Regions from separate parts of the Mus musculus genome. Here region 1 is linked to region 2. Evidence: chromatin loops called from intact Hi-C (ENCODE). Cell type or tissue: left cerebral cortex. All regions are shown on one strand. Each heading gives the region's core, and the rest is flanking DNA. Links, peaks and the distances in the headings are about the cores only. Region 1 holds the start of n-TIaat1 (a tRNA gene). Region 2 holds the start of Gm30116 (a long non-coding RNA gene).

Region 1 (15,680 bases), core at 3,386-11,385, 55 kb before region 2:
CTGCAAGGCTATAGTTAATTGCTCCTCTATCCCGTTTTCCCTGTGGCTGCAACGCAACTAGGATTTCTGCAGATCTGTTTTGGGGACTCCAGGTAGAGGGTGTGTAGAAAGCAGATCTTGGGAACATCTCCAGTGTGGGAGGAGCCCGGAGCTTACCCTTAGCACCACGGACAGAGCACTAAAACCTCGGAGAGAGGCGGAGAAAATCAGGCTCGCCTCACGTGGGGAGGAGGGAGCTCTGTAGCTGACAGGCTGGGAGGAGAGGAAAGAAAACGAAGGAGGAGTGCTCTGGGCGGGGAGTGGAGAAACAAAAATCTGGGCGCATTTAGAGCATCAGGTCCTGGGGGTGTTGTTCAGCTGCAGTGCACTCTTAATTCAGGCGGACCCTGCCTGAGTTGAGTTTCTCAGCAGATTGTCAGTCCCTGTTGGAGCAGACTGCCATCTAGACCTGACTCCTGGTGAGTTAAGCTGAGAGGTGTATGCTTTGGGGGGTCTTGAGCTAGGGGCCTGCTGGTCCTTTTTCTTTTTTTCTTTTTTTTTTTTTTTCACAGCTGATTTTATTTACCGATGTCAAGGACGTACTTGGTCTTGACAGAGAAGCTGGGGATAAGGGGGCAGGGGGTGGTGTTGATCTTCAGGCAGAAATTGGATGAAATTCAATTCAAATAAGTGGGCTTGAGAAAACATCCACGAGGGTAGGCATTTAGTGTGTGTGTGTGTGTGTGTGTGTGTGTGTGTGTGTGTGTGTGTGCATAATAAGATAAATAAGCTCTTAGGACAAAAATTCTGGCCACCCATTCTGCCCGACTATCATCTTGCTCCGTGCTCAATTTTTGTCAAGTCAAGGCATGGGATTAGAAAGCCATGGGAAAGTATATTTGGGTGTAAGAAGCAACAGGGAAATGTGACCTACCTTTGCGCCCAGGAGTGTGCTCCCTTGCCTTTCTATTGATTGACCTGGGTTCTCTTTTTCCTTTCCTTATCCTTTCTGTACTTTCTCTGAGCTCATTAAAGGGAACTTCAGTCTCCCAGATAGGCTTCACATGTGACGGCAATTTAGCTTAAAAGCCATATTGATTCACTCCATCTCCTCTTCATCTTCTCTGTTCCAAAACTGGTACCTTTTTTTTTTTTTTTTTTTTTTGAGGGGGGCTTAGGGAGGAGTTGAAAACATAACTTTGAAGAGGATGACTTACGGAGAATGCTTTTCTCCTCACTTTGGAAATCTTTGGCTACAAGAAGAGTGGTGAGTTCACATGAAAAGGAAGGCGATTTATCATCCTGTGAAGGTCTCCGAGAAAGGATTAATGGGGTTTTCAGGAATTCCTTCTGGTATGGGCAATTCTCCCGGTTAACCTCAGTATAGGTTTATTTTATACCTGCTTCAGTGTGCCTTTAGTGTGTGTGTGTGTGTGTGTGTGTGTGTGTGTGTGTGTGGCAGAACATGCTTATTTGTGAAAAGCAGAATTCTTTAGGTATTTCAAAGTTAACTTGGTTTAGACGGTGCATGGTACAGTAATAGTAATAGCTCATCGTTGTGAACACAGAAGGTTGTGTATTTTGGTACAGTTTTTTAACTTCCATTATTGTTTCTGTTATGTAGCCTGGGCCTCTGTTTCTGAATTCAGTATTTATTTGTACCCTGTGGTGAATTACCTGTCAGTAGAGTTTATGAATGTTTCACTTGTCCGGTGGGCTACCACAAAAATTAGTAGCAGTGAGGTATACAACTTTCTCATTTATCCCAGACATGGGGGTGAGATTTAAAAAATCTTCCAGGTATTTGATAAACTTTCTCTCTTGTGAAGGATCACTTGACACTTATTAGCACTTCTAGAACGTTCACAACCCATACAGGTGCACGCAGAGTTCACTCATGCAGAGCCTTCGTACTCTACTCATTCCCCTTCAGGCCACCTGGATCAGGGCTGCACCTGAGTTAGAAATTTCCAGTGCAAACATCTTGCTTCTCCATCTTGTGGAAGTTTTGGGAAACAGAGATATCAGTTCGATCTTGAACATGAGAACTGGATCCTGGAGGAAGGAACAACTGTTTTAAGTTTAATGAATGCCATGTTTTAACGCAGGAATGTATTCAACTTCAATTTTAGGTCTTTTCCAGAATTTACACACACTTTTAGTTTAGACTACCCCAAGAAGAATTTAAAAGCATGATGGCTGAAAGACAATTTTCAAGTGTTCTCGGTATTTAACTGATTTTATCTTTTGACAGAGAAGACTTTGAACACAAATGTACAGAAGTATGTCTCATAGCAATGTTTTTCATCTTCAAATGGCTCCGAAGTCCCTAAGTGTCAATGTGTCCCCTTAAAAGAGGTAGACTGAAAGGCAGTCTCAATGCTTACTCAGAATATGCATGGGGCCAACGCTTGTCCTGTGATCCAGAAGGCAACCCACATGTCGATGTGTTTAAACTACCCAGAGTGAACTATAAATACAGATACAACTTGCTGTAAGAGCAAACTTCAGCCTTCAGAGTGAGTTGTTCCCGAGAGTCCTCAGGCACATTGTCAGAAGCTGCATACTTCATGTTAGTTTTTAAAGGAGACTGGCTTTAGTTTTTAAGTTGTGACCATGTTTATCAAAAATAAAGTATGAGTAGTTTGGTGCCTAATACAAATAGCTTCAAAATAAGCTTATTTTAACTATTAGGGGAGGAATGAAAATCCCATATAGTTGACTCCTCATTTTGTTTATTTAATTTTTACTATCTGGTAATAGTGACTCTCTCTGTGTCTCTGTGTGTGTACATCTGAGTGTGTTCTAAATGTTCATATCATAGGTTGGAGCTCAGTAGTTAAGAGTTCTTTCTGTTCTTGAAGATCAGGGTTCAGTTCTCAGCACCTGCATTGGCTTGTTAACAGCCACTGTAACTACTCTTCAAAGGAGTCTATTGCTCTCTTTTGGCCTTTGCAGATCATATATATGACTACACACACACATACATACACACACACACACACACACACACACACATGTACATGAACAAATAAATATTTAACTTAAAAGATTCCATATTAATTGTTAGAAAGTTAGTGAATTTTGAGAAGGTTGTAGCTGTTGGTGTATTCTATGCTCAAAAAAAAAAAAGACGTTGTGGGTTTGTCAATTATAATGAATACGAGACTGAGAACTTATTAAAATCTCATAGACTTCAAAAATTATTGTGAGAAGTATAAATTCAATACATAGACATGTGGTGATTAAATAGAGGCTGTGCAATTTTTTGCATCTGATTGTAGAATTTCATGCAAACTCACGAGTAGGTATTCTCAAATGAGTCAGTATAATTAGTTCTCTGGCTCCTGGCCATTTGACCTAATCCTTTCAGGATGACTTAAAACATTTTTTTTCTGGAATCTTAAAATCTTATCTTTCCTCAGATCTTGTACAATATCTCAAGTAGGGCATTTGGATGCTGGCATTATTTTATATTTCTGAGAAGGAATCCATATCCAAGTGCCTTATTTCTGTTCCTGTGTGATTCATTCAGATACATATTAGCTGAGATTTGAAAAAAAATATGGAGAAACTCTAAATACATAAGTTTAGTTTTCAGGAAAGACTGTGGACAGTGGTACATCTTTATTTCGAAGTTTATCTTTATTTAGAAATTATTTACCTAGAATATAACTGAAAAAGGGAGACATGCATATACTTTGATGTGATAAAACTAATAGTGCCTAGTCGTCTCTGTTCTGCATACCATCAGAATAAAGATTAGAAATTATGTGTAAATTCCAAAAAGAAAATTTGGGGACCAATAAAGAATATGCTTCTGAGCTCCCCAATAAAATCGAGGGAATTTGACAGCTTGGTGTGAGTGAGTGTGTGTGTGTGTGTGTGTGTGTTTCCATATCTGGTTAAGGCTGCTGTAGAAAATAATGATACTGATTCACTTGCTGCAGTATTTGAACAAGTTTAGACATAGACTGTTAAGGTTCTGTGGTCCCACGAAAATGATTGCAGTTACTACTCACCTCTCAGTTTATCTGACCTACTTTCATAACACTGTGTGACTGAGGTGTGGTCCTGCCATGGTGACAGTGAAGGTGAAGCACAAACATTTGTGATGAAAACACAAAGTTCTCTCTCTCTCTCTCTCTCTCTCTCTCTCTCTCTCTCTCTCTCTCTCTCGTGCCCACTGAATAATGTTTACATGGAAAATTTGAAACTGAATTTTTTCACTGTTTTTAGAAAGTGCCTAGTGGTTTCCACATAGATCACATTAATGTAAGTAAACTAGACAAGACAAGAGAAGAAGAGATGGAGGAGGATTAGACTTATTCTCTCAGATCTATGCTCTTGTTCATTTGAGATTTCGTTAACCCTCTCTGAAGTAGTATTGCAAGCATGAAGAAGTATTACAAGGTATTCAATGCATAAAATGTATGGAAATCTGTGCAATATAGTGTTGGTTAACCATCATGGGCTTCACCTAAGCACTTTCAGTGTGAGATATCTTTGTGTGAGTATATTTGAGGCAGTATTTAAGAATAATTAGGAACAATAGGGGGAAATCGAGGAGCTACGACATTGACTTTGACCAAGACTTTATTCTTTGTGTGTGGTTGATGCTAAGCAATTGAAGCCAGGACCTCATGCATTACATTTAGACTGTAATTCTTGGAAAGAACAATTTTGTAACTTTTGGCTTGCTGAATTTTTCTCTTTGTTGCAAACCAAGCATCTAAAGTGGATGGGTGAATCAAGTCGTACTTGAACTCCAGAGTTTTCCACTGAAAAGACTATGCATGTCGAACCATGTTTTTCTTGAGGTATTAAGGTTGAACAGAGAAATGGTAATAGCTAAGTCAACAAGTGTGAAACCTTTTAGATTGAATGAGAACTTTGCTAAGTTTAGGTGACAAAATGACTCCCTAGAAAAAAAGAACTTGCCCTGCAAACTTCACGACTAGAATTTAATTCCTGGATCCTATACGGAAAGGAGAGAAAGAGACTGTCCCTTCACTCCTATGCAGGCTATGGCATACACGCACATGAACACACATGCACACACACACAAATTATGAGGATTCAACATTTAAAAATAAATTATAGTATGTTTATCTGTCATCACATGCTGGTTCCTTCTATATTAAAGTGTTCAGGTGAATTATGTATGTGAGAGGCGCAGCACATCAGGATGGTACCTAATACATATTTTTCCTGCTTTCATCCATGAGTTTGGAGAGGTGCTTTACAATTATCTTCATCCTCAAATTCAGAGTCAGCCTTGCATATACCTACACTCATCTTCTACTCTTAGTCTGGTATTTTATAAACAAGACACCACATAACATTAAAATAAGTATTTTCACAATGATTATTATTATTATGTAGTACCAGGGAATAATTATCAGATGTAGGATGCAGGACAGTACTACATCAGTAGAAAGACAAACATTTATTAAACAAGAGAAATGCTCTCTTTTTCTCTTCGCCATTAGGAATTTTCTACTGGCATTTGGTCAGCAATTACATGAGAGTTTCTTTTTCTGTTTGCATAAGATTCTATTTGTGGTAGTGTAATTCATGTCTGGATTTTGACCATTTAACATGGAAATAATGGATACTGGATTAATGATTTAGTTTGAACAAATGGGAAGAAATGGACATGTCTTGAAAATTATGCTTTGAAAGTTTTTGTGTCTACTGAACACAGAATCATAAAGCAATGTCTGAGGCTTGGGTGCCTTTAGCCATCTCCCTGGCCCACATTAAGTTCCTTATGGATATGTAATTGGTCTTCTTGAAAAATATTTGACTCTCCTTCACATTGTCTGGGTTAAAAGGATTTTATTTCAGGCGTAACATTTCAGGTCAGCAACTACTCTGTTCATAAGAATACTTACATGAAGATGTTCTTCCATCAGGTATGTAGTGGTTATTGGGTAACTGAAATGGGGTTACAGAGAAGGGAAATTTTCATTCTGGACTATAAATGTATATATTCCTATTGACAAGACAATGATGGTACTTATAAAACTGCAGCTCAGAGGATAAATAAGAAAGACATAATACCCTTCCAAGGGAAGTCTTGTTTCTGATCTATCACTTCCTCTCATCTGTCCTTGAGTATTTTCTTAAATTTGTTAGGATAATATTTATTGCTTCTACTCACATAATGATGTATTGGCTTTTCACTGTTGCTGTGACCAGTTGTCAACAAAGCAAAACTCACTGTCTTTAGATTTTTAAAATCAGAATACCAATACTTGCTCATTACAGTTCATTTTATTTTATGTTATTTATTTTTAAATGCTATTTACTTGTGCATATGTGTGTGTGTGTGTGTGTGTGTGTGTGTGTGTGTGTGTGTGTGAAAGAGGGGGGAGAGAAGCATGTTCAAATGCATACAAATACAGAGGCCCTAGGAAGGTGATGGATTCATTCAAGATAGAATTACAGGTGATTATAGAGGTTATGAGCTCTCATTTCTGCAACTATAATTCTGGGTTGCATGTTTGGTCACCTAAACAATCTAGTAGAGCAACTGACTCACGTTGAGGTTAAATAATTGAAATAATCATTGAGGACATTTGTTTAATCTGCCACTGATTCTACTGATGTCCTTTTAACCTCAAGCCCCCAAATTAATTGCTTCCTATGGAAAAATAATATATCAGGAACAATAAAAGTTTTAGATCTTTTTTGAATATATTAATGTTTAAGTTTTCTAGTAACAATTGATAATTATAAATTTATATTCATAAATTTATCAAATGAATACTTACTATTTGCAATCAAACAGCCAACTTAAGAAATTAATCTCATTATTTATCTATGTTAACATCTAAATCACTTAGCTATATATTGCCAAGTATCCTGTTGTCCTTATTTATTTATAAAGCTTTATACTTTCCATGCCATACCTGCATCGTGACCACAAAAGTTTATTTTGTCTTTTAAGCTTCATAGAATCCAGACCTCACAGGATTTCTGGAGTTGAGCAATAATAATTAGTTCACTTCACACATTAACTCAGTGAATATATTTTCTGATGAGTTATATGGCCATGTGAATTGTATTTAATGATAATCATGTCATCCTTCCAAATACTCCGGTAACCCCACAGAGGACCATTGTGTAAGATGGATGCATTTTCCTTCTGTGCTATTGTTCTCAAAATGAACTTGAAAATGCCCTACTCAGATTAATTGAATGCAAATGAATTCATGTTTCCTCACAATTTTGTCATTCATTTTTCTTAAAATTATATTGTAAATAGATGTGACATGCTTTATGGTTGTTGTGCAAAGAGCATCGTCCTTCTTAAAAGCCTTGTCATTTGTTAAAAAGAAACCATTAAGAGTAAAGTAAATTATCTTATCTGATCACAGTGGTAGCACTGACCTTCAGACAATAAATTCTATGACCAGTAGAACAAATGAACTATATTTGAAGTGGTGAAAATTACATAGAAAATTTATGTTCAGATACAAAACTATTATAATTATGACAATACACCTACATTTTTGTCTTTTAACTTTAATAGTAGTTTTACATTGGATTGCCACATTACACTGTCTCCTTGCTTTACAGAAATTCTAATATCCAAAAATTATAAGCTACTTTAATTTCTTTTCATACTTATTTCTTATGGCATGAGAAATATTTTGAGTATTGAACTCAAGAAAAAAGACATTTGGTATAGCATGAAATTAAAGAAAGTTGATCCTTAATCATCATTTTGATAAGAGACAGAAATCTCTTAGCAAATACAGAATCCCGAGGATACACTTGTTGAGGGAAGATAAGATCGGACTATGGAATGTGGGTGATGTTTAAGTAATTTCTATTGATAAAATTACAAAAATTTCCTGTATAATTTTAGCTCCCAGACCCAGAGTTGCAGAAACTGTAGCGTTGCGGAAGCTACTCCTCCAGCCATGTTATTCTGATGAGCAAATACTTCAACTGAGTTTTCAGCCATCATCAGTAAGAAGGATGGTGGTAGGCTGCCTGTACACATGGCCCTCTTTAGCAGGCCAACTGTCACTCTCACCACCCACTTCACTGAGAACATATGGTGTTACTTCAGTTGCGGAAGGAAGTGTGTGTGGACATGTCTCCAAGTGGAGAGCTGATGGTGATCTTCCTCTTGTTGCTCATGCCACCAACTGTCTCTCACTCATTATCCATATCCTACATCAAGGGTAGTATGTGTAGCAAGTGAGGCTGTTATTAATTTTTTCTCTAGTAAATCATAAGACTGACTGGATGTTATCATTATACATTTTGTAAAAGCAAGTAGCGTAGCGACTTTTTAAAGGACAGGAGTAAAACATATTTTCAATCAATCAAAACCCAACTTGCAAAGATTCTATAAAAAGAAATAGCAAAGACATGGGAAATGTAATTGGGGTAAATTGTATAAAATAGTTGATCAGTACACTACAAAGAGATTTTTGCAAGCACATGGAGGAATTGATGAGACCACATGATTGGAATGAAGCACTATTTAATACAGGATGATTTATTTAATACAATAGTCTAAAATATTGAGATAGAACTTAGGATTTAAGCATTGTGAATTCAAAATTAGGAATGGGAGTGAATGCATTTTAGAATGGTCATGGAACTCATATACACAAAGCTTGTCAGATCTGCATTCTGATTAGAAGCATACTTAGTGGGTTTACTGCCTGGTTTCATGTGTCAACTTGACACAAGCTGGAGTTAGCACAGAGAAAGGAGCCTCCCTTGAGGAAATGCCTCCATGAGACCCAGCTGTAAGGCATTTTCTCAATTAGTGATCTAAGGTGGGAGGGCACATCGTGGGTGATGCCATCCATAGGCTGGTAACCCTGAGAACCATAAGAAAACAAGCTAAATAAGCCAAGGGAAGCAATCCAGTAAGCAGAACTCCTCCATGGCCTCTGCATCAGCTCCTGCCTCCAAGTTCCTGTCTTTTGTGAATCCCTGTCCTGATTTCCTTTGGTAAGGAAGATCAATGTGGCAATGTAAGCTGAATAAACCCTTTCCTCCCCAATATACTTCTTGGTCATGATGTTTTTTGCAGGAATACAAACCCTGACTAAGACATGGGTTCACACTGGTGTAGCACTTAGGCAGGATTTGATAGAAGTAATATACCTATATCTATATCTATCTATATATCTGTCACACACACACACACACACACACACACACACACACATATCAAGGGATATGAGAGAGAGAGAGAGAGTGGCTCCAAATGAGATAATGGCACTTGAGAACACTCTTGGGATATTACTTGACATTTTTTATTATCAGGTTTGTTGCATTTTTATTTTCTAAGTGCACTTCAGCAGCAAAGAAAAAAAATGAGGATTTTTTCCCCCCTCTGGCTATTTCATCTTATATGTTCTGCATCATCTTTTCTCCTAGCTCTGGGGTCTATTGTTCCTGTCATCAGGGCAAACTCTTGAGAGCCAGGAAACATCTGAAAATTTCATATTTCATGACCAGCCACACATGTATGCACATGACCACTTGCTAAAGGGTGCAAGGAACCTCGTAGCCTGGAGTGGGTTGAGATGAGACACAGTAGGCCTCTCATGTGGCTTTAAAGACTGGGGGTCTCCAGATGTTCTAACTCTCTAACTGTACTGAACCACTGATGATAACTTCCAAAAGGTCCTCAAAACTTTCTTGCTCTTTCTGAGGGTAAAAAGCTGCTGACAGGCCATTTACACCTGCAGTCTAATAGCAGGAGGGAGGGAGGGATGGTGATTAAGTAATGTGCCCTTTGTTCTCTTCTCAGCAGGGGCTGTGCTGCTCTAACTGCTAGTAGAAGTCACAGGAGAAAAAAGGGACACTGAAAAGTCATTATAACTTTGTTACTAAGGTGCAGAAAGTTCTCTAAGAAAAAAGAAAAAAAATGAATGAATAAAAAAGGGGGTAGAGAAAATTCTTCTTCTCTTTGTTGAAGAAGTTTTCTGTTGACAAAGTTCTTTGGCTCAGTTCTTCTTTGTCCTCAGCACTTATATATCTATCAGGATACATACATGATCACATGTCAAAAAGTTCATCACAAATTCACACATAAAATCAAATCATAAATTGAAATGGAAGTTTACAACAGCGAATGTTTACATGCATATCCATTAGGAGTAATTATCTGGCTAAACATCCATCACCTGTCACAGCTACCCCGGTTCACTGAGAGTGAAAAACCATAACTAAGCTATTAGTGAAGTATAGATAAACCTAGTCATTATTTTACCTTCTGTCCTAGCACCTAGAATAAATCATTAGTTCCCTTTTCATGACCTTTGGTTGACAGCAAAACTGGTAACTTGTTACTGTATAACTGTGAACCCCATAACACATGTATCAAGTAAACATTTTAAAATACAAAGAACAGTAAACCATTGACAAATGATATTTACACCAATGGGGGTGAGATGAACTTTTTAAATCTTAGTAATAAAGAAATGCAGGAATGGTGGAACCTTTTACCAATTTAAAAAATTGCCCCCTCTTCATTTGTTCTTTGGGATTTTCATATAATATAGTTTCTATCATATTCTTTCCAGTTCCCCAATTTCTCTGAGACATCCTTTCTCATCCATTCCCATTTAACTTCATATCATTTCTGTTTATTTTCTTTTTCTTTAGTGTATGTGTATATAAGTAATACACACATACACACAAGCACACACAGACACACACACACACACACACACACATATATGGAGAGAGAGAAATTTTGTGGATATAAATGTAAAAGGTAGCCAGGTGTGATGGCGCACACCTTTAATCCCAGCACTCGGGAGGCAGAGGCAGACAGATTTCTGAGTTTGAGGCCAGCCTGGTCTACAAAATGAGTTCCAGGACAGCCAGGGCTATACAGAGAAACCCTGTCTCAAAAAACCAAGAATAAACAAACAAACAAACAAACAAACAAATAAATGTAAAAGGCTCTTAGAGGAACTGGGACAAGGGAAACATCATAAAAATATATTTTATGAAAAATCTGGATAAAATACCTCATTATATAAATGAATAAAAAGGATTTCCCTTGATATGAAAACAAAAGCAAGCAAACAAACAAATAGTAAAAGGAAAAAGCCACTAAAAACATGGGGTCTGACTTGTATTGGCCTGAACATAGGGCCTGTCCTAGAGTGTAGCTGGTAGAACAACCTATTGAAAATTGACTTTTCCTGCCTCAGAAGCTATCATCTTTGAGTAGCTTCTTGGTTAGGGTAGCCCCTTCTTCTCTTTCTCTTTAGGTCTAGCATGAGCTTGTGCAAGTATTGTGCATACTGACATAGACTCTCTAAGTTCATATGTTTATCTACCCTCTGATCTGGAAAATCCTGTGTGTCCTCAATCACTCTTAGCTCTTAATCCATTTCATCACCTCTTTTACCTTGATCACTCAGTCTTAGCGGGAAGTCTCTGACAAAGACACTCCATAAAGACTCCTCTCTCTGTAATTTGTTCAGTTATGTGTCTCCAAACTAATGACTATCTACTGTAAGAAAAGGCTTCTCTACTGATGGTGGGTTGATATATTGTTTGTGGGGGCGTAATGGTGTTAGTAAAAGTTATGTTATTGTTTTTTCACTTAGAAGAATGATAGTAGTAATAGCTCTCCCCTCCCCTGGAACTTTAATCTATTTATTCTCAGGTTCTTGACCACATATGACAATATGAGATATGTGTTCCATCTCAGGGAATGGTTCATAGATAGAAAAGAAGTGGTGGGTTATTTCCATATCTTTCATGCCACTTTTTCACCTGTGGACATATCTTCCTGACATCATTATTATAACCTGCAATATTTGTAGCTGAGCGAGGTTGGAGCTTACTTTTCTTCTGTAATAGCATGTCTAGCACCTTCTAGCACTATGAATCCTAGCTATGAGAGGTGAAACATTCAGAAAAGTACAAGCTAGATTTCTCCATATTCTATGCCATAAATATGCAGTGTTATCAGCCTTGGGGGTTTAACAAGTTGTGGAGGATATCCAATAGCCTGTAATATTTGAGACAGGGGTATCTATAATCCCTCTTGGTTCAGTAACTCAGGAAGATATAACCCATTCTTGGTAATATGGGTTTTGTTTGGTAGTATACATACAATGTCTAAGTAAAATAATGTCTTCCCCATTATATAGTGACTTCATTAAAAATTTTTATATATGTTACATTGTATGTTTTAGGAATCTCCTGATTTTTTTTTTATCTTTGTGAGAATGAATGTCTATAGAAGCTAGGAAATCAGAAACAATACAAGTGGAGAGATTTTCATGGGCAGAGTGTGGAGCTTAATAGTAGAGAATATAAAAGTGGAAGAGTAAATGAGGGTGAACGACATAAATAAAGATGGGGAGCAGGGAGGCAAGGGATATGAGGCATGGGAAAGGGAAAAAATTTAGTGTGTAAGAGTATCCCAGAAGAACACTTGTCACTTGGTAAGTTAATTAAAAAATAAAATTAAAATTAAGACATAAACCAACAAAAAAGGAAGGAAAGTGAAAAGAGCTGGGTTAGAGGTCATTGGTAGAATGCTCACACAGAATGACTGGTTCAAGTCCCGGTCTTGTAATAATGTATTAGCATTCAGATTCCTAAACAAAATGCAAGAAGAACAAAGAATACCATTCATACGAGCTATCCATATTTAAAATGTTATATTTGATCATGCTACAAATAGACGCATGGACCTATGAAGCAGTTTTCTCTAATTGTAGGGTTTTTCTCTGAAATGTGATTATTAAGTCGTTCATGAGTCTGTCTTGGACTTTTTAAATTATCATTGAGCATCACTTTCAAAGAACAAGGCACTCACATGGTCTGATAGACAATTTTATGAGTTTTATTTTTGTTTCTGAAGTGCTAAGGAACAAGAATTTAATAGCATATGCGTATGTTTAATATGCATGCCTATAAAACTGTCTTTTTCTTTTTCTTTCTTCTTCTTCTTTTTTTTTTTTTTTTCTCCAAGACAGGGTTTCTCTGTACAGCCCTGGCTGTCCTGGAACTCACTTTGTAGACCAGGCTGGCCTCGAACTCAGAAATCTGCCTGCCTCTGCTTCCAGAATGCTAGAATTTTTTTAATTATTATTTTTATTAGGTATTTTCTTCATTTACATTTCCAATGCTATCCCAAAAGTCCCCCATGTCCCCCCACTCCCCACCCACCCACTCCCTCTTCTTGGGCCTGGCGTTCCCCTGTATTGAGGCCTATAAAGTTTGCTAGACCAATGGGCCTCTCTTCCCAATGATGGCCTGCCTGGCTAATCTAGGCAGTTTGCTGGCCCATACGGGCATCGAACCCACAACCTTGGCGTTATTAGCACCATGCTCTAACCAACTGAGCTAACCGGCCAGGTTCTTTATGAACTTTCACATGCCATCTATAGATTCAAGCCTCTCAACACATAGTCATAAGTGACAAATAACTTTTCAGTTATCAACACTGTACACAGCCCTTTACCTAAATTCTATCCTAGACTTTGCTTAGTTATCTGAGCAGAAATTATGTTTTAAGAGACATTTTTGTCTCTTTGAGATTAGCTGGTTAAGATACTTTTATAAAAAGAAAATCTTTTGATGTACCTTTTTTTTTTTTTAATTGGGGAGAGATTTGATTTCCTTAAGTGTTTTGTTGCCTAAGCATAATGAATATCCGGCCGCGCGATGTAGGAGAACAGATGCTTATTCTGATATATGAGATGAACTTGCTTCCCTCAGCATGCATAGGAATGAAATGCATCTGGCGTCAGTGCATAAAAGTCAATTGTGCTCCCAAATGTGCTTCTGTACATCGTTCCTTAGATTCTTTCCTTCCTAGGGGCAGCTATGCTGTCACTGGCTCCAAGGGGGTCTTTGCTTAACTGTGAAATTCAAGGGAGACTCTTGAAGGTGGAAGATACTAAATTCCTAACTTCAGACAGATCTTGAGCAGGTGAGGTTACCAGTGCATGAAGTTTGGAGTCCTGCTGAGGAATTGAAAAAAAAATGGCCTGGGGAAAATAACTCGGATCAGGAAGGATAAGTGTGTTGGCATACAACGTAGTGATCATGAGGGTGTTATAAATGTCAACCAGCACAGGGAAGGAGAATTACGAGGGGTTGGGGAAAACGAGTAAGTGAAGCTAAGCGTTTAAATGCCCCCTAGACATAGTGATGGGGATGGAGGCTCATGCTAAGCACTGGGTTTTGTGACATGTGTTACTGGTGAGGGGGTGATGCACAGGAATGCAGAATCCTGAAGAATAGCAACTTCACTTCGCTTTGCATTATCTAGGCAGCCTTTGAATATGCAGTATCTCTAAAGACTCTGCATTGAGTGTGTGATGCACTGACAAGCCAAAAGGACATCAAACAAAAAGGATTGACGAACCTAATTTTTTTCATAGAATATACCAAAGTCGCATTTAATAACCTGAACTCTAATCCTGATCAAGTAATTTTATGAAGTCACTAAAAATTGAGTCATTTCACTGCCATACACAGCCTAGAGCACACTGTCCCATTTCCCTCACTTATAAAGTGTGTGCTAAAATAGTGAGTCCATTAAGAGACGCTTACAAGGCTGCCCTAAAGCCTGGGACTAAGCACGTTGGGTTTAGGATGCAATAACAGTTAAATTCCCTTAAGGTGGAATCATCTTGGTGAGTATATGGAGTCACGGGTGACCTGCAGCCTTCCAAATGTCAGCACTGACAGGAGATGCTAAGGAAGACTTCAGTGGAAAATGAGCTTCAAATACCAAGGCTGGGGGCCAAAGACAGAGAGGTACATAGACGTCTAGAAGCAGCCAAAGACAGGGAACAGACAGGATTCTCCCCCTACAGCCTTGAAAGGTGTTTCAAACCTGGTGGTAACTCAATTTTAGCCTAACTAGCCCACTTTGAACTTCTTATCTTCTCCTCCTTCTTCTTCTTCTTCTTCTTCTTCTTCTTCTTCTTCTTCTTCTTCTTCTTCTTCTTCTTCTTCTTCTTCTTCTTCTTCTTCTTCTTCTATGCATTGCTTTAAGCTACACTTCATGCTAACTTTCTGGGAGAAAGTAGCATACTTTGCCTCTCCTTTTCCTATAAGGTAAAAAATTAAGTTTGCTGTTCTGGAAACTATTGGCGATTTGTTTTTTCCGAACATCCTTTTTCTTAGAGAAAGGAGAATTGAGGAGTAATTAACAGTTTTATTTTATGAGAGATAATTATGCAAATAGGTTAAACATTAACAGAAATTGTCTTTGGAGAGGGTAATAAAAATTTAAATGTTTCCTCTGACTACATGGGGCTTGTGTGATGGAAAAAGGATTGTGTGTGTATCCTATAATTATTCTGAGAACATAAAGGCACTGGTAGACTTGGTTTGAGAAGTCTGAGAATATTCTGTATTTATTTAACCAATGGTCCCAATGATAACTGGTGCTCTGAGAGTATCTTTTTTTTTCTTTTATATAAAGTTTTAAAAATTGTTATACATTTGCTATTTTAAAGAAAATAGAACAAAACCATATAATGCTCATTATGTTAAGTTGAACTTATAAAATATTAGTTTTTTTTCTATTAAGAGATGAAATAATCCCAATTCTTCTGAATATTCACCCATGGAATAAAACCAGTATTAGATAATATAAAGTTTTGTTGTCAGATAAAGTTCTATGTTATATTATGTTAAATAGACTATGAAGTTAAAATTGTTTGAGG
Region 2 (15,633 bases), core at 4,324-12,323:
GATCTTGAAGTAGATCTTCTCCCAGTTTCCTGTAAAATCAGCACACTGATTTCTATAGTGGCTGTACAAGTGTGCCCTCTCACCAGCAAGGGATGAGGGTTCCCTTTATTCTGCACCCTCACTGTCACCAGATGTTGTTCTCCTAATCTTAGCCACTCAGATAAGAGTTAGAAGGAAACAAGCAGTTTTGATTTTCACTTCCCTGATAGTTATGAATGTTGAACATTTCTTTAAGTGCTTCTCAGCCATTTGAGTTTCCTATTTTCATAGCTTTGTTTAGATCCATACCCTATTCTTTTTAATTGTGCTATTTGTTATCTTATTATTCAGCTTTTCAAGTTCTTTATATATTTTGGATATTAGTGCTCTATGTTTTTCCATTCTGGACACTGCAGCTTTGTCAGACTGATGGTGTCCTTTCTATGCAAAAGTTTTAGTTTGCTAAGGTCCAATTTATTGTTGATCTTAGTGCCTGCGCTAACAGGGTTCTGTTCATAAAGTATTCTCCTGTGTCAATGAGTTCAAAGCTATACCCCACTTTGTCTTCTATCACATTCAGTGTGTCTGGGTTTATGTTGAAGTCTTTAGTATATAGGGAGTTAAGTATTATGTAGTGTGATAACTTTTAAGGAACATAACAATATAATTATTAAAACTTGGAACCTCTTGCGCTTTTTTTTTCTCTCCTTTAAAAGTATCTCAGAATGAAATGGCTGTCAGCAGGATGAGGCACATGCCAGTAAACACCGCCAGCTTGAGATGGTTTTCATCCCAGGACTTTTTTTTTTAGAATTGTCTATAAGCCAATTGTGAGAAAATCTTAGTTAGTTTTAGGAGTTTTTCTCTGTAAAGAAGTGAGTTCAGTTCTTATCTTGATTTAGCCATTTTCTAAAAGCATACAGCAAAAGTTGTTTTGTAATTGTAGTTAAATAATTTGCATTTTCAAATAATCTTAGTGATATATATATATATATATATATATATATATATAAAACATTATTATGTCATCAAAAATACAAATATATCTAACTTATGTTTTTAGGTTGTGTGTCTGTGTATCCATATATATATATATGTGTGTGTGTGTGTGTGTGTGTAGTATTTATTATAGAAGTTTTATATTGATAATATATTGATATCTTGTTCTGAAAGCAACATGATGCCCATGTAACACCTATATTATTACAATATAAGGAGGAATCTTGAATATTGTTTGTTACTATGCCTTGATTACATTATTAGCATTAGCCAAGACTGGGTGGGAAGAGATTTATCTGATGAGTCATGTTGCCTGTCCAGGAATAGCAGATGTTTTAAACAATCACGTGAACACGCTGCAAAGCTTTAATCATGCTTGAAAGTAGGCATTAATGAAAACAATTTTTGGAATCCATCCCTTGAAGTAATGTTGACTCGAAGAAATATTAGTGCCCAAAAGCTATATCATGCAAAAATACTAACTTAAAATGACTTGAACAAATCATAAAAATTTAAAACAACCAAAGATACCTCAAACCCTATGAATTTTAGGTGAAATCTGTTTACACACAAAATATAGATTAGATTTTAATCTATTGTGATAGTTATATCTGAGTTCATGCATTCATTTATGATAAACATAATGTAATTACTGTGGCAGGTACTGGAGTCTTGCTTACTTTTAACACTGCAATAAATAAAATGCCTAGGCTGAGCATTGGATAGTTCATTTCACTGTACATAGTATGGATTTTGTTACATACATGGACAGAGAATTTAGTAGTGAGTTTGTGTTTATTTGATTATCTAATTTGTGCTTTCTATGTTCAATCTTAGCTTTGTCTCTTATTCTACTTTACTTTTTAATTGTGTGCCTGCATTCATTTGTATGTGGGCTAGTGCCCCCATATGAGAGTCTGCAGAACCCATGTATAACCGGATTTCCTGCAGCTGGGGCTGGAATTGCTGACAATTCTGAATCATGCGCAGACATGCTTATAGCCAGAATATGCATCTTGACCAAGAGCTCCAAGTACTTTTAACTTTTCTTTCAACTCTTCATCTCCAATTTTGCTTCTCTAGTGGCTGTGAAAATATTATAAATGCCTCTTCTTTTATTGTTCTTACTCCATGAGTGGAAAATATGAATCTATATATTAAATATTAATTTTTTGAGATTTATTTTTCAGTATATATACCTGTTATTATGGGCCTGCCACAAAATGCATGTTACAGTCAGAGGACAACTTGAAGGGGTCTGTTCACTCTATTTATGATGTGAGTCCCCAGGACTGATCTCACATCTTCAGGCTTGCCAGCAAACTTCTTACTCACTAAGACATTTTTGGCAGCTCCATATAATATACATTTTGGATATTAATGTTATAGGCTATCTGTATACATATCTACATTTTTAGTGTGCATATTTGTGCTGTGCAGTGGGATGTTTTTACATAAACACACATAATAAATTATGACCAGGGGGAACAAATTAGCATACCTGTGAATTTTTTTAATTACTTTTGTTCATATAAGAGCATATAAAAATCTGCCTTCATAAATACGTGTGTATCATATAATATTCTAACTTCTGTCTTCTTTGATACATTCGTTATTTAGTCTTTCTTATAGGAGTGCAACTTTACCTTATTCGATATACTTTCCATAGACTTTCTCTCTTACTTCTCTAGTAATACTCAACTTGATATATGAATTGACATATTTCTGAACTCTACATAGTGGTGAGCATTTTCTTTCATTTTAGTTCTCTTTGATGCCATTCACTGTCCAGACAATTCCAAATTTCTTCCATGTCAATAATGCAATGTCTCCTGTGTTTTAAGCTTTGTTTTATCTTACTGGATAAATATTTTCCACTATTTCTTTATTGATCCATTATTGGATAGTTGTCCCAGTTTCCATAGTGTGTCTATTGTGAATCCATAGCAGCAAACACAGGAAAACTGGTTTGTCATGGGGAATGGATGTCACTTCCTACGGAGACATGTAGCTGGGGAATTATGGTCACATTCTTGTTCGATTTCAAGGTTTGGCAGAACCTTCATTCTCTTTCCCATAGTACATACAAACAAGTACACACACACACACTTAAAAAAAAAACAAAACAAACGCAAAAACATTAAAACCAAACATGTAAAATCAAAATGTAAAATGCAAAAATCATACAAGAATTGTCAACTTAGAATATAGGCAACTGTGCTGCTTTAATACATAGAATTGCCAATGCAAAATTGTTAACTACAGGGGAAAAAAGAAGGATAAAAATTAATTTGGCCAAAAATGCACTAAACACAGTGGCAGATTACTGGACACTCAGGATGAATGTCAGTTTTGAATATCATGGTGTTTGCTGGAGTACTCTCTGAATCTAAAAACCCATATTCATCTTGACCCTATCATAGACTAATTCAGTAAAAAATGGTGATAGAATATGTGAACGTCAGATGAAGAGAAAATGAGAAATACCAGTAGGTGTCCATCCTATACAAGAATGACATCAATGAACATGCTAATGTGGGCAGAGGAAAACACACAAAGCCTCAACCCTTGACAAAGAACAAAAGACAATTAAGGAATACTGATGTGGAGGAAATCATCTTCCTAGGGAAGAACATACCATATCATTATCTAACACCACATGTTCAGTCCTGAAAACATAAATACCATTGCGATTATACAGAGTAAACAGATTGTATTTGTGAATTTAGAAATGCACACATGTAGCCAGGTGTAGTGGCACATGCCTTTAATCCCAGCACTTATGAGGCAGAGGCAGGCAGATTTCTGAGTTCGAGGCCAGCCTGGTCTACAAAGTTAGTGCCAGGACAGCCAGGACTATACAGAGAAACCCTGTCTCGAAAAACAAAACAAACAAAAAAAAAAAAAAGAAAGAAAGAAAGAAAAAAGAAATGCACACAGGTATAACAAAATTCAAAGAAAAGGGTGACAATGAATTTGAAATGGAACAATGGAGATACAACGGGTCTGGAAGAAGGAACAGGAAGCAGGTATGATATCATTATAATCTCAATGATCTAAAAAAGAAGAATGCAGTGCAATTAATAAAGTCTCTCTTTGATATGTGTTTTATTACCAGAAAAGTATAAAATTCTGTTTAAATACAGTTAGCAATCATAAAAGTACTTTAGTTCTAAGCTACATGCCATACAGTAGTAAGATCATAAATGGTGCTGTAAAGAGTAAAAGCCCATGGCTAGAGAATTCTCAGGCTAGCACAAGGCTATTGATGTTGTTTTCTAATTGTCATGCTATCAAACTGACTTCTAAATAACTATGTTTATAACCACAGGTTCGTGCTGCATTGCATGTTGCCCTATATAGGAGTGACAGAAATAGGGCACATGTAAAAGGCCTAAGTGGGTACCTAATTCACTAGTGTGGAATGATGAAGAGGAAGTATGCCCTGTCAATCATGGTCATAAGGAATATATCAAAGAAGCGAGTTCACGACACTTCTTTACTTAGAACTTATGGAAGTATAATATATCATTTTCCATCAACTTTGAAAGCAAAGGGGTTTAAGTGCTAATATGTAACCTGTAAAAATCAGTAATGTACATGGTGTTCTTATGTTGTCGTGTAATACATGGCCCTTTCTGATGCCAGGTATAGGGTTTTTTTTTTAACCATTCTTAATGAACCTAGAGTGGTAGATATTATTCAGATTAACATTTAATGATCAAGGGTACAATGGACATGCTCAATGTATATACAATGAGTATGCAGATAGACTTTTGCTTTTAGGAAGTTTAAATCACACTTAGGAAGTTTAAATGACTCTTACATGTAATGAGTAATGGGAAAGAAAGATCAGATCATACAATCAAGAGCTCAGGAACTAAAAATGAAAGGCAAAGAAGAGTAAGTTAGGCAGGTTATAGACCTTGATTAAGTGCAAAGAAACAGGCAGATATCACTTACTCTCTAAATATGTATCGGGGGGGGGGAGGAATGGGCAAAATAGTGCTTGGGAAGAAGGAAATTTGAAAGCCAGGAGTAAGAAAGGGAATGGTTTATAAAGAGATGCTAACATTTGATTTTACATTAGCTAGGAATGACAGCAGGACATGGAAATGAAAGTAGCTACGCGCCAGATGGAAATCCTCATGAAAAGTTCTTGATGGAATGGTTTCAGCATCATGTAAGTGAAAGCAATATTCCAGATTGCAGAGGTGGAAAAAAAAGAGGGAGAAGATCAAACTGTCAAGATCAAACTGTCATTAAGTGCTAGAGAAAAGGTATGAGAGAGAAACTATAGAGTAGATTGATGGAGAGTTAATGTAGAGGGATAGAGCTATAGGAAAATATAGAAACAATAATATTTTGATTGTACTCCATGAAGCAAGGATATCAAGAAGTACTTATACTAAATGATGGGGTGAAAGTTGGAGAATTCACAGTGCTACATAAGGTCATGATTTTATGTAACCACAGGCTACTGGGGTAGATCAGAAAGTCATTTTATTACCAGAATACAGTGTATTTTATGAAGACCAAAGCAAAGGTTCAGTGAATTATGTAAGGTGATCAAAACACAATAAATAATAGGCCCTACCACTTAGTCAATGTGAAAAATCACTGTGTGAAAAATATATAAAAAACTGAAAATAATGGGCTTAAATAAATATTTCTAGCCCAGAGCTTAAAAAGAAAAACCATGTTTGGTAGTGCTCTTATTACCAGTATGATGCAAGTAAATATATCATAAACCCATTGTTTTGAGTAGTAACTGTGCTTGAGGAGTTGTATAGGGGTCAGTGACATGGCTCAGTGGGTACTGTATCAGTGACTTTGTGTAGATATGATAAAAATACCATTTCCAAAACAATTAACAGAATACATAGTCTATTTCAGTTGAGGATTTCAGAAGAAGAGCTCAAAATAGCAGTACAGGCCTGGGAACAGATGGTGACACAGGTGACTAAGAAATCATAGCTTCAACCACACACATGAAATAAATAGTGACTGGAAATTTAGTGAGTCTGTGGACTCTCAAAGTCAGCCATCCTGTGATCTGTGTCCTCCAGAAAGGCTTCTTGTTTTAAAAGGTCTGTAATCTCTTTAAATAATGCCAGCCACCAAGAACCAAGAGGGACTAAATCTTCAGTACATGAGCCTATGGGAACTATTTTTTACTCAAACCACATACTCATTGATTATAATAATCAATTATTTCCTGGTGGGATTGCATTGAGATCTTTGATTTCAAATCAATACCTTTAGTGTACAAAATAGGTCAACAAGCATTAGTAATTTGTGTACTGTTACTTAGTATTTTAAAAGTTTAACACATTTTTTATTTTTAATCTAAAGTGCAACTGGTAGTACTCACTAAATTTTCAACTATAGTTTATGACTGCAAAATATTTCTTAAAATTCTATATTATTGAGCAAATGAACATGTCATGAAACTGATGGAAATGGTATGAAATTAAAAGAGGAAAAACATTTCAAAATTGAAAAGAAAGTATAGTTCCATATACTTGACATGAAGTTTTTCTGTGTATAGCTAATTAACTGAGACCAATTTTTAAGAGTTAATAGTGCATGTTAACCTTCAATACGAGAGGACATACTTTGATGAGGGAATGGCATGTAAGTCCATGACTTTTCAGCATTAAATGAAATCCTAAGGCATAATAATGTTTCTGCATACCATATAGAGAAATATATATACAACCAATCTCATTCAAATGGACTTTGTCATAAAAATACTGGTATTTTTTAAAAATCAAATACAGGTTTTATAAGTTAGCATCACTAACTGGGCTCAAGTCCAGTATAGTTTGAAGCATACGTATACATTTATATGTTGTGGTGTCTTCTCTCTCTTTTCTTCCACTATGTGACCATACCTGGGGTGCCTACACATGGAAGGAACAGCAGGATAGGTAACTTTCTCTCTAGTGCAGATATCATAGCAACTCCTGTCCCTTCCAGGGGTCATATACAGGAACAGGAGGCCAACATAATATAGACCAATGTCATTAAGCTGTAGATAATCTGAAAACTGCACATTTGTTTCAAGCAATAAAATATGAAAGTTAACATGTAGCATAGAGTTACTGCTCTGTATGTCACAGTACATAGTAAGTAAACAGCCTTAGTATTTGATAAGTAAACTTAAATTTATTTCATCAAATGAAAATTTAGACATTTCATATTATAGAGCACTGTCAACCCAAAACAATGAAAGAAGATATACAAGAAACTTTAGAATGTGAAAATTCCTCAGTCATTATTTCATCAAGTGTTCATGAAAACATTTGGGAGGAATAAACCAAACTCTCTGCTCAGTATACGTTGTCAGACATATTCTTGAAGTTATAACTACAATTGGTATAAGAATTAAGATGGAAGATATACCTCCGAATTTTTTTCCAATTTAAATTTGAGCATAGTTAGCCATGACTGTGGACAAAGAATATTCAAATGAAGCATTTTTCTATATTCAAATTTATTTTTTTAAAAAAAGATTTCCACATCTTGCTCCAGCTATGAATTCCTCGAGTCACATTAATGGTGATCTTGCTAAGATTTGAAAATTTTCTAGTCGTTAAAATTAAAGGTAATGGTCTGACTGGCTTCTTTAAAAACTCCTGGTAAGTGTGTGGTAGTTAGTAATGATAATTCCAGCACTTAGGCTGAGGCAGGGAAATTTTTCTGAGATTAAATAAGCCAGGGCCACATATAGTAAGACACTGTATCAAAGATCTCACCCTCTAACCAAATAAACACGTAAGTAAATACCCAGGGTAGTACACACATTTTTATTTCTCCTTTATTTCCAATTTTATGTTGATATTTCCATTAATATAAAGCACAATTTCTAATTCAAGATTACATTTTATTTCTTAAAATGCAACTCTGTTCGTTTGTGACCAAATGTTCCAGAGTATGCTGACTTATACCTGTTACTTATGTCATACCTTGTGTTCTGGAGGACAAATCTTTCTACAGAGAATGAAGAGTTCCCTAATTCTGTTGACACCTGTTGTCACAAATGCTAGCCACATTTTAACCTTGCCATAAAGTCTAATCAACGTAAGAGCATTTTAATGTACCTGTGGCAGTGCTTTTAGGAGAGAGAGAATAGGTCTTCTGACCTTCATAAGTGGTATTCGATGCTTACTCCGGGGATGATAGAATTAGCTTAATTTAAGGTACAATTTGATGGAAATGCTTTCCTGCTTAAAATTAGATGCTCTGCTAATGCCCACAACGTGAAGAAGGCTGAATGCTATGAGTTTCTAATGCAATAGAAACACAAGTGAGGCCAGCGGAGTCATTTTGTCGTCAGTAATCAGCATGAGGTTGCCCTCAGTGCCTCAGGTTCTTATTTTTAATTTAACAAGAAATCTTAAGTGTACCGTAGTGTGGACTATATTTGACTCAGCTATTTCCTTAGAAAGAAAGTGCAATACTTTACTTCCTCTGACCTTGAGTCAAAGCTTTAGACTTCATGAGGAATGTACATGAGGTATCAACTTTAAAAGTCTATGAAGACTATGATTCTGAGTGGATTGGGGGTGAGCTGGATAGAAAGAAAAGAAGAAAGAGATGGTTTTTTTAACATGGCCAGATGGTAATTTTTACTAGTTGGCAGTGTGATGAAAAGCACGTTTTTTTTTTTCTTTTGAAGGAAAGTATATATTATAGTCTGGCACAACCGAATGTGCAAAAGCATCCAAAAATAGATAAAATATTCTTTAGCTTGGAAGTAAATTTATGGTAAACTTCTATAGTGCATGGCATGAGGTATTTAGAGCAAGGAAAGGTGGCAATGAGTCTCATTCGAAGAATTCAAAGTGAGGAGGTGATGCCGAAGGGAAATTATCCCCTCTAAAACTTACATTCTGTTCTTAAGCCATTTTTTAGGATCAGTGGAAAGCCGGGTGATAATCTTTTGAATAGTGACTGCTTTCTTCTGCTGCTGAGGACACCACCAACTTTGTTTAAGTCACAGTCCATATTTTCACAGCTGTAAACCATCCAAACTCTAGTCTTCCCAAAGGAGGCTTGTGAAAGTCTGTTCTTACACATTGAAGAGCTTGGGGTCCAGCATTTTGCTCATATGAATATGTGCATTTGTGACATGAACTGATAAACCATCACAGCCCGCACACCAAGAGTCCATCTATTGACATGTCACCTCAGATTACACTCTTGATTTAATTCAAGATTAGTATTTTTGAACGATTTCTAAATTTCTATTCTATTTATTTTTAATTTTAATTAAACTTGCTATTTGGCTTTTTCAGACACATGTGTTGTATGTTTTGGTCACTTTAGTGGACTGAATTCTATCTCCTTCTCAGACCTGCTAAACCTTGCCCTTGCTACAAGTTTCCTTATCACATTCATGACTTCTTTTGTTTAATGCCACACTGAGTCTAATCCAGATGATCTATGTGACCGGGAACTTGGGCGTATCTACTGAAGTCTGATAGGCTCACATGTGACGATATTACTAAACACACTGGCTACCCCTTACTCAGTATCATCTTGTAGCCAATTGTACATCATAGAGAGGTAATGCCTCAGGGATTGCTCTTCCTTCTGTGCGTGACTATTGACAGGATCAGTCTTGTTCAGCTACATTGGAGATTACCTCAGCAGCTACAGGATCATGGTGGCAATGGATGAGTGATTACTGGAAGATAGGTTTTGTTTGTTTGTTTGTTTGTTTCAGCCTTTCTCTCTATTTCTGGCCCTTCCATTCCTTTTTTATAGTTCTATAACATCTGGATGGGTGATATTTTTGTATTATTTATAGCTGAGCACTGAACCATCACTTGTTCTTAGCACTTAATGTCAGTATATACATTCACTATTGTTCACTGCAAAGCATCCCTTCTGTGATTAAGGTAGAGAATAACATATGTATGTGGGTATAAATATAAATATTTAGAAGGAATTCTGAGTAAATATTCATTTAGCTAGGTCGTATATCCTCTTCTATCATGGGTTTTTTTTTTTTAACTTGGTTTACTATACCAGTTATGAATTCCCTCCTGTGGAGCAGATCTGACACCTAATGGAACTGGCTGGTTACCTCAGTAACCTATTGTTTTACTATTAAGTCAGATGTCTAGCAGGTTTATCACTGTAGTTCATAGACCTTAGAGCTTGTCTATCGATGTCTTACGCCCCCCTCCCCAGTAGTCTGCATAGTAGCCTGTAAGGATGTAAATGCAAACAAAAAGAAAACTTCCTGGACAGTTCTTGATTTCTGTGTCTTATAAGGTATGCGGTGTTATAAGCCATCAAGTCTTACCAACTCTTTCTAGTAATCAAACATGCCAAATTTTAATAGACTGCATAACTTTAGTGGTCTTTGAGATGCCCTGGACCTCATAATGACGGAATCCATGCTCAACTATGGTGTCTTTGTTGAATAACTATTGTGCTTTTACAACAGCATTATTTACCCATACAGGATATCTCTCCTATTTTTCAAAACATATTTCTTAAATTGACCTAGCAAGTAAGAAATTTTCATGTGGATTTTTTATGCAACTAATGTTTTAATTAATTCTCCCACCTCCCCTTCCCCATTTTTCTCATATTCAGCATACACATCCCTGATGAAATATATACGTAAATGTTTCTCTTTCATGATTTACTAAATAAGAGCCTCATCAACTGTTGGTGAATTTAAACTTATCAAGATTATAAACTCAACAATATTTCATTGTTAATTCCTTGTCTGCCAATTAAAGATATTTAAGATTCTTTTGTCTATCTGTGAAGTTCTTTTAACTGTAATTATAAATTAAAATTGAACATGGCAAGAAATCCTGAAACAATCTCCTCTGTGATTTCTTTGACACTATCTTTCAGATCCTCATCATGTCAGACTTGTGTCCTTTGTGCCCTGCGTAGACCTGCCTCCCAAAGTCTGATTTAATGTATAGTCCATCTTCACGCATATGTAACTTCCTGAAAAAATAAATGTAGTTGCAACTTTTGCTTACTTCTCATTGTTTTACTTCTCATTTTTTGCTGTCCTTCTTTCATATTATATATCCTTGTGTTATGACTGTGAGTTAAGTCTTTTCTTTCTTTCTTTCTTTCTTTCTTTCTTTCTTTCTTTCTTTTTCCTTCTTCTTCTTCTTCTTCTTCTTCTTCTTCTTCTTCTTCTTCTTCTTCTTCTTCTTCTTCTTCTTCTTCTTCTTCTTCTTCTTCTTCTTCTTTGGCTTGTTGAAATTGGAAATTGATTGCTTCATTTCTTGTTATTCACACACAGACTCCCATACCCTTTGGTATATATTCCCTAATAGCATTTTCACTAATTGTATCAGTTTATATGTTCTCTTACATATATTAAGCCTTAATTGAATTATGATAGCTAGTAGAATTTTTATATGTAATGTTTCTCTGGAACTGTATGTCGATAGAAATTAACATTGTTTGGAACATTTACTTTGATTTTTCTAAATATGTTATTTAAATATAGCATCATTTAAATATAAATACTTAAGCCATATTCACTCTTTAAAAAGTTGTCTTTGCCTTACAGACCATCTGCTCAGAAACATGTTTGTTATAAAATCTACCATCTTAACCTCTTTGCTATTCAACCATCCAACAATCAATATACACTAACAAGTAACTAACTGCAAAATGGTTGGCTAAAAGACTGCTAGAACCTCAACCTATGAAAAACACAGTGAGATAAAAAAGGCTATATGAGAAATGGTGATACATTTCTGTTTATGCTTATAAAATAAACATATTGCTTTATGACATCAAATTTCAAGGAAAAAGTACATTTAAAAAAGACCAGAGAACCTAAGTCAGATAAATGTGAAGAATTATAGATAAAACAGATTTTTAAGAGATAGGTAATCCTAGATGCTTTCATTGAGATATATTTTCCCTTTATAAGAGATCTGGTGTTTTATAAAACTTGGATATCTAATTCTATTAAATATATGCATACACATGTGTGCACATTTATGATATAAATGTGTATTGAAATTTGCCTCAGATTTGAGAACTAGTATCTAAATGATTCTTCAAAAGTTCTTTCTCTGGCCTTTCTTTGGATTCTCATGAGTTTGCAAAGTATATATTATTGTATCAGTGAAAACGGATACTTTTAATATTAATAGGGCAGGAGAAATTTTATTGTGAATAAAGGGAGGAATAGTCAGAGGCAGGGACATCTGGGAGATTCCACAGTGGGCCTGATTAGACTGAACTGGACCCTGTAGGGAGAGGAAGAGAGAAGGGAAAGAGAGGAACCAGGTGCAGCAACCAGGAGTCCCACAAGAGGGCAGAGTAAAAGGGTCAGTTAATGAACTGATTGGATTATATAGGGAAGGAGAGATGGGAAAGAGAAGACTGGGCACTGGATTGGAGAATTTAGGATATGTGTGTGTGTGTGTGTGGCAGGACTGCCCTGTAACAGGGAGAGACTGAGGGATGCAGGGAGAAGCTGGTGCCCCAGCATTTGCTTTGGTATGCTAAACAGGAACCTCAGCCATCCCTCCCTTTTTATTGATAATAAATAAATGATAAGGGATGAGGCAATCTTATGTGTGACTAACAGTACCAAGTTGCTAGCATCCATAGGTGGTATTTAATGCACCACACGTCTTGCCCATTAGAAAGCATCAAACATTGCTGAAGTGAAGACAAGTAAGAATAATATTTAGCTTAGTTATTGAAGAGACCATACCAATACAAGTGATTCATTCAGTTCTGGATTTTAGTTCATAAATATGGGCAAGATAGAGGATACTTCTAATTCATGTCAGATTTCAGACAATTATCAGTATAGTGAGTTTAGCAATGACTTGAAGGTTGTTCATTGAGGTTGTTCATAGCCTCGTCTTTTTTCAGCACAGTTCACTTCCCAGATGAGAGGTTATAAAACCCATTTACATAAGGTAGACCTGAGAGGGCGAGGATAAAAAGGTTCAAAGTCATTTTACTGTAGTGCTCAAGAAAGATGATAATGAATTGTCTCTTATCCTATTCCTTATTTATTAAATTATTGGATATTTTATATATTTTCTTAGATTTCAGGATTTATTTCAGTTATTGCTGGTTGAAAGCCATTTTGCTTTCAATGTGGCCTTTATTTTATGCCCATTTACCGTATCTTAGTTGCCATTAGCTACATGTTTTGGAATATCAAGAAACTATTGGTGGAATTAGAAAAAATAGTAATTAGCCAAACTCTTCCGAACACAAACAGCCTGGACCTAACCCGATATCTCCCATTTTCAAATTATGTGATTTAGAGCCAGCTAATTATTTTCTGAACTTAATTTTTTGCATTATTATTATTATTATTATTATTATTATTATTATTATTATTTTGGTTTTTCAAGACAGGGTTTTCTGGTATAGCCCTGGCTGTCCTGAAACTCACTTTATAGACCAGGCTGGCCTCAAAGTCAGAAATCTGCCTGCCTCTGCCTCCCAAGTGCTGGGATTAAAGGTGTGTGCCACCACCGCCAGGAGCATTATTTTACATACAAAAATATATTAAATATATATAAGACTAAAATCTTCACAGTCTTTGGTACATTAAAAACTTTAGAGAATATTCTATTAGAATTTTGAAAATTCAGTATTGGTATTTGGTTGTGAAATCTCTGGTGGGTCTGAGATATATCAGCATTCTCCTGTTATGAAGGATTCTTATCAGAGAACATTTTGACTGTGTATAAGGAAAAATTGGAATTATGTCTCAAATTAGAAATCCATTCTTAGTAAGTCATTGGTTATAAAGCTTCATGTTTCCTGGGAAATATGTTTGAGACTTAATTAGTTATAAATGGAAATGGCTAGGTTATGTAAAATGAAAATGCTGCAATTTTTGTGTTTTTCTTTCCTACACTTAATTTTATTTCATCAGATAAAAAGACATAAGAAATCTACATTGCTTTCTTAGGGGGGGGCAGCATAAACACACGAGTTAGCAACAGATACAACTATATTTATTTCTTTTATATCAGGAGATGAAATATACTTTTGAAATTTTTTTATGTAGACATAGAAAAATGATGATCAGTATTTAATGGGAAGAGTAATGCAATGACTATCTGAGACTCTACACAAGGCCTCAGTAAAGGTGTTGTGAGCCGATGATGTGCAAACAAAATTGGGAAAAACATAACTTCCACGTGGAAGTGTCGTGAGTGATAAATGAAAGGGTGAAGATGAAAAGATCACAGGAAGTCAGCTCCGATGAAATACTGCTTCCATCACTCCGGGAAGATTAAAGTGGTGAAAATCAGATTAGTTCTTGGTCATTTTGATTCACCATGCTATATATTTTCTACCTTAGGTTTCTGGGGAGAAAAGTCTAAGAAAACAATAATTTCCTTCAAAGGAGAAAAACTTGTGGATAAACATAAATGCATCAGAGCTCAGATCAGTTCTTCGTCCTCATTAATAACTGTTCCAGGTTTAGCAAAGGTCTAAGCTAGGATCAGAGTCCAAAGAGAAATCGGGGCACACTAAATAGCTCTACATAGAGTTAACATATGCAAGTGTATCTATTCTTAAATTACTTTATTTTTATAGCAGTTATAATCCCCAGAATAATGTAGCAGAAAAGCTATGACTAAGGAAGACTTTCAGTGTATTTCTGGGTTAATGCTACACAGAATTAAAGAGCAGAACTATCTTGAAATAAATTTCTCCATACTCTACTCTTTGGACTATCTGTCACATTGTACTATAGATTTTGGTTTCTAATGTGATTGCACTAAATTTAATAGGGTATTTTTTAAATGTACCTTGTGAAATCTTTGATAATTAAATAGTTACAACAGTGTCTTCATATACAAATATTTACACACTTTCATAACTTATTGTTATTTAATTGTATTGTAATTCAAGATTTGCTTACAATGAAGTCATTTATTAAACTACTTTTTAAAATAGTTTCATGCATTGTGTCTCAGCACTGGGGTGGGCATTGGTTCCCTGTGTATTTTATATATGATCCCTTAGAATTCTATGTGTTTCTAATGTGACAATAACACTAACCATTTTTAAGTACTATAATGGTTGCCGTGCCTTCTTTAACTCTTAAGCGGTATCAAGGTAAAATATTCAATACAAACTAGAGAGTTAACCTCTTGTTTCCATAATACTGATGAATTTTGCTTCATGTGTGTAGAGTATAGACTTCTCAGGCTGGTATGTTTTCTTTTCTTTTCTTTTTTTTTTTTTTTTTTTTTTTTTGGTTTTTCGAGACAGGGTTTCTCTGTATAGTCATGGCTGTCCTGGAACTCACTTTGTAGACCAGGCTGGCCTCAAACTCAGAAATCCACCTGCCTCTGCCTCCGGAGTGCTGGGATTAAAGGCTTGCGCCACCACGCCCAGCAAGTTTTCCTTAGTTACGTACTGCCCTCTTAGTCTCATAAATATGTTCAGTAATTTAAACAAGTATAAATATTATTATACAATATTTTTGCCATGATATATTATATGCTTTAATGCTTAATTTTTCCATGTCATCATATTTTATATTCTGTCTCTTTCAAAAGTGGAGTTAAACCTTTAAAGAAAATTATATATATATATATATATATATATATGTGTGTGTGTGTGTGTGTGTGTGTGTGTGTGTGTGTATTTCTAATA

What was found. Peaks named below come from ENCODE experiments on the same cell type or tissue, not always from the same donor. Only the 100,000 strongest peaks of a DNase experiment are listed, where the experiment ranks them.
Region 1: it touches region 2 in a loop (2.1-fold over the local background); 3 of 42 quality-filtered maps call a loop at or near these places.

The regions. Positions count from the first base shown.
Region 1 is chr16:75,431,850-75,447,529 of GRCm38, reverse strand. It overlaps n-TIaat1 (a tRNA gene), which reads right to left and starts at 13,351; the gene lies at 13,278-13,351. It also overlaps a transcript of Robo2 not described here. In left cerebral cortex, for the core only: no CTCF peak of the experiment used is centred there; a DNase peak (open chromatin) is centred at 8,035.
Region 2 is chr16:75,378,072-75,393,704 of GRCm38, reverse strand. Gm30116 (a long non-coding RNA gene) reads left to right here and starts at 1,066. Exons shown (of 2, transcript XR_384964.3): 1 at 1,066-5,161; 2 at 10,864-10,971. It also overlaps a transcript of Robo2 not described here. In left cerebral cortex, for the core only: a CTCF peak has its summit at 12,293 (motif pointing right); DNase peaks (open chromatin) are centred at 5,124, 5,931, 8,661 and 8,944.